Regions from separate parts of the Homo sapiens genome. Here region 2 is linked to region 1. The links are chromatin loops, found by intact Hi-C in ENCODE. Cell type or tissue: mammary epithelial cell. All regions are shown on one strand.

What was found. A loop is a pair of places that touch in the nucleus more often than their neighbours do. Peaks named below come from ENCODE experiments on the same cell type or tissue, not always from the same donor. Only the 100,000 strongest peaks of a DNase experiment are listed, where the experiment ranks them.
Region 2: a loop joins it to region 1, with 3 times the contacts of the local background. A loop is called at or near these places in 7 of 110 quality-filtered maps.

What each region holds. Positions count from the first base shown.
Region 1 is chr18:49,020,907-49,023,406 of GRCh38, forward strand. No RefSeq gene overlaps it. Among named protein-coding and RNA genes, the nearest start is that of DYM-AS1, 1.5 kb to the right of the region's middle. In mammary epithelial cell, a CTCF peak has its summit at 1,087 (motif pointing right); a DNase peak (open chromatin) is centred at 785.
Region 2 is chr18:49,414,427-49,416,926 of GRCh38, forward strand. All of the region lies in intron 2 of DYM (dymeclin), which reads right to left. Among named protein-coding and RNA genes, the nearest start is that of DYM, 45 kb to the right of the region's middle. In mammary epithelial cell, a CTCF peak has its summit at 1,123 (motif pointing left); a DNase peak (open chromatin) is centred at 1,175.

The DNA of each region.
Region 1 (2,500 bases):
AGCTGGGGAAGCTGGGTCCAAGCCCCTGCAGTCCCTGTGTGAGCTGGGGCCCAGAGCTACCTCCTGAGGCCTCAGTTTCCCCTCTGTTTCGGAGCTGGTGGGAGAGTGACTGAGACTGGGTGAAGTGTGTGGAGAGTGGCAGGGGGCTCGTCCAGTGTGGGTCCCGGATCCCGCATGGGAACCCTTGCAGTCGTCAGGGCCTGGCTGCAATTGCCTGTGAGGGCCCTGCCTACCCTGGCCTCCCCTCCGCTCCCACACAGCTGTCCAGTTCCACCATGACCTTTGCCAAGCCATGCCCCGGCTCAGACCCCTCCAGGGCCGGCATGGTCACCACACTGGAGTCCAGTGCCACTGCCCCCACTGCCACAGCTGGGCCCTGGCTACCCCTCTAGCCCTTCACCAGGACATCCCATCCCCACCTCTCCAGGCAAAGCGCACAGCTAGTGTGGTCCCCCACCTCCATCTGCAGCACGCAGCCCCCAGGGGCCCTAACTCACCCCCTCTTCCCTCACAGGGCTTCCCTGCCGTCCAGTGTTGGGTGAGAAAGGTGGAGGGGACATGTAGCCCCGGATGGAGGTGCAGCACCAACGAGAGAGCTCCGGCCTGTGGGAGGGACGCTCAGGCTTAGGTCAAAGCCAGGAGCTCCGGGAAACCTGGGTTCAGCCGCCACGCCCCACGGAGGGGACACACCCTTCCCTGCCTGATGGCAGGGCCCATGGTAGACAAAACCCATGACCTCACCTCTCCTGGCTCCAGGGCTCAGCCCTGCCCACTTCTGGAGAATTCCATGACTCAGGTAACAGAGGAGGGGCCTAGCCAGTCTCAGAGCCAAGGTCACACCGCCCTACACCTTGCTGTCCCCACAGCATCTGCAGGAGGAGCATGCCAGGACCAGAGACCCAGGGAGCAGCCTCACCAGAGGGAAAAGAGCCTGTAGAGTGGTGAGCTCAGGTTTGTAGCTCCCGCAGGCAGGGCATGAGGGGCTGGGAGGCGGGGCCTGGGCCTGGCGTCAGGGAGGTTACCTAGCAGACGGTCCCACAGTCCACACTCAGGGCTGCCAGGTACAGCTGCATGGGTTGTGCACTGCTTAACTGCAGAGGGCGCCCCACACACAGACTTGACATGCTGGCTGGACCACAACGTGATGGCCCTGATTGTTACACACAGACACATACACACGCACGTGCACACACATGCAGACACACACATACATGCACACGCATGCATACTTGGGTCCACACAGCCTTTTTTTTTTTTTTTTTTTAAAAGAGGTGGGTCTTGCTCTGTCACCTAGCCTGGAGTACAATGGTATGATCATAGCCCACTGTAGCCTCGACATCCTGGGCTCAAGCAATCCTCCCGCCTCAGCCTCCTGGAAATATAGGTGTGTGCCACCACACCCAGCTAGATTTTAAAATGCTTTTTAGTGGCAAGATCTCACTATGTTGCTTAGGTTGGTCTTGAACTCCTGGGCTCAAGTGATCCTCCCGCCATGGTCTCCCAAAGTACTGGGATTACACACAGCCTCTTGGGGAGTTATTTCACACCTGTGTCCTAATGGGCTCACACGGCCTCTGCCCTGTTTAAGGATGGCAACAGTGAAGTAAAGGAGTGACTGTTGGGCAGGGGAATGGGCTTGGAATGGAAGAGCTGACCTGAAACCACTTTGCTGGGCCTGCCACATGTTCTCAAATATCAAAATCATCATCACAGCCCTAACTAGGACCCACTGGGCCAGGGCTGGGGCCACCCTCTCCACTGGCCATGGCCTCAGCTGAGTGGAGCCACTTCCCATTCTCTGAACCTGCCTTGATTTGGGGCTGACCAAGCCCTTGCTCATGGTGTCCCCAAGCTGGATCTCCCCCATATGGACTTTGAGGCACAGATGAAATGTGACGTTGCACGTGGAGGCTGCCCTGGCCCCTGGAAGGCCTGCACCACCCACCCCCGAGGCTGCAGGCTCTCCCTTCCCTGGGCTCCCGCCTCCCCTCCCACAGGCGTGCCCATGCCTTGCCTCTTAGGAGCTCCCCTCGGGATAACACTTCCAGCAACACACACCTGTGAGGCATGGACCATGGATGCATCAGGCTCTGCTCTGAGGGCGCCACCTTGCAGCACGGGCTTAATCTTCGTAACAGCTTTGCGTGAACATCAATTATTACCTCCATTTTATAGATAAGGAAATGGAGGCCCTGAGAGGTCCCACAGCCAGTACGTGCTGGAGTGTGATTGGAACCCAGGTGGTCTGTCTCCGGGGTCCATGTTCTTCAGCCCCTCTATGATGCTGCCTTCCCTCTTTTCAGGCTCTGGAGTGAATGGTGATGGAGCCTTGGCTTGGTGTGCTGGACACTTGCTTGGTGCCCTGAGCCACCACGTCCAAGTCCAGCTACTGTGAGGTCCCATGCTGGGAGGAATCCCAGGCCCTAGGCCAGGTTCCAGCTGACAGCCCCGGCTGAAGTCCCAGACCACAGCCAGCGTCGCCCCCCAAGACCTGAGGGAA
Region 2 (2,500 bases), 390 kb after region 1:
GATAGTTAGTAAATTATAGCAGACTAGACTCAATTCCCAAATAGTGATAATGAAACAGGCTCATCTCTGGAATACCATACAACTTATAAGATCTTTCACACAGCCAAGTCCTTATGTTATTTGTTTCGTGTTGGCTGTTCTGCTACACGGGCCTTTTGCTGCTCTTCTAACAAGCAGAACTTACTTCCACTTCAGCCTCTTTACACTCGCTGCCCCTCTACCTGGAATACTCTCCACAAAACATGCATGGCTCACTCCCTGGCATCATAATGTCTCTGCTCAAATGCTGCTTTCCCAGAGACTCTCTGGCTAAAGAAATCTCCTAAAGCTATTGCTCTCCATCACCTCACTCCGCTTCGCTTTTCTTCCTTACACTTGACACTTCCAGAAATGACTTAACATATTTATTTGTTCACTTGTTTATCGCTCATCTCCTCTAGTAACATATAAACTGCATGAGAGCAGGGACTTTGTCACTCATGTTTTTAGTCCTTAAAAACAGTCCCTAGCAACTAGAAGACATTCCATAACTATTTTTTTAGGTATATTAATCAAAAAAATACTTCCTTTTTTTTTGATGTGGAGTTTCTTTCTGTCTCCCAGGCTGGAGTACAGTGGCATGACCTCAGCTCACTGAAACCTCTGTTTCCAGGGCTCAAGCGATTCTCCTGCTTCAACCTGAAGTCAGGAGTTTGAGACCAGCCAGGCCAACATGGCAAAACCCTGTCTCTACCAAAAATACAAAAATTAGCCGAGCATGGCACACACCTGTAGTCCCAGCTACTCAGGAGCCTGAGGCAGAAGAATTGCTTGAACCCAGGAGGTGGAGGTTGCAGTAAGCTGAGATCACACCACTGCACTACAGTCTGGGAGACAGAGTGAGACTGGGTCTCTCAAAAAAAAAAAAAAAAAAAAATTAAAAAAATTTTAAAAATGAGAGAGAATTAAAACGATATACACCATAATGTTAACAAGTTACTCTTGGTTGTTATTATTTTTATCTTTTTTTTTTTTTGCCTTCCTGGTGCTTTTCTGTATTTAAAGTATTAAAAATGAACATGCATTACTTTGGTACTTAGAAAAATTAGTTTTAAGTGACTGTGCCAAGAGCTGCCCTTTTTGCCTTATATGAGCACCATCTAGTGCTCAGTACACATAATACAATTTCTGTAACACAGTAAAGTTTTCTGAAAAGTAGCCTTTATAAAAAGTAGGGTGTGGCTGGGCATGGTGGCTCATGCCTGTAATCCCAGCACTTTTGGAGGCTGATGTGGGTGGATTGCTTGAGGCCAGGAGTTCGAGACCAGCCTGACCAACATGGTGAAACCCTGTCTCTACTAAAAATATAAAACTAGCCAGGCATGGTGGCATGTGCCTGTAATCCCAGCTACTTGGGAGGGTGAGGCAGGAGAATCACTTGAACCTGGGAGGCAGAGGCTGCAGTGAGCCAAGGTCGTGCCACTGTACTCCAGCCTGGGCAACAAGAGCGAAACTCTGACTCAAAAAAAAAAAAAAAAGGTAGATTGCTTATACACAAAGATGACTATTACTATAATCACTGTCTGGCTTAATTTTTAAAACAGCAGAACAATTAGTTCAAAAGAGGCACAGGACTTTCAATCATCAAGATAAAGCGGTCATCAGAAAATTGGTTAAATTTCTGCTGCTTATTTTCATTCCTCAAATATTTTAGACTAACTCTCAAGACAGAGTCCTAGGTCTTTGTAAACTAATAGGTAATTACTCCTTGAAAGAAGAGCAAAGTCAGACACTTTACATGCATGATAGTGTTTCATCATCCCTATGAATCTACATGGTAGGGGTTATTATTTCCATTTTACAAAAGCAACAACAGGTTCAGTGAGATTAAGCAGCTTTCCTGAATTCACAAACTAGTCAGTTGTGGAGCTCAGGCAAGGTCAGTTTGGCTCCAAAATCCATGTTCCCCCTGCCATGCTACATGGTCTCCATTCTTCACACTTCACCCAAAGTCACTGCACCTTTTAGCAAAACAATTCCTCTGGAGAAGAGTATTCAGGCTGCTGCTATACTGCTCAGAGCTGCTCTCAAATCTGGAACTCTAAGCTCATTAAGTATTAACACTCAAATCAGGTGTTAATTTAAAACAAAAGAACTTTTTAAAGATATTATTCTCTATACTGCTGTTAGCTGGTTACACACACTTACTGAGATGTAGGACTTTCCATTTCCTACACAGTAATAGAAATTCAGACCTTCAGCACATCACAGGTATATTGCTGCAGATGTCTCAGATTTTGTTTTCCTGCCCTAGTTTTTCTTCCTGCACTTTCCACCTACTCACCCTACTTAAAAAAATAATGTCTCTGAAACAATGTTTTCTCCAAATCCACTCAACAAGAGCCTACAAGGGACCCTACTTCTAATCCTCAGCTTTCTAACAAGTGTGCCAAAAATAGGTAACAGGTGGACATATTTTTATTTCCCAGTTCAGCCTTTCATAGTTAGAGCCCCTACACCC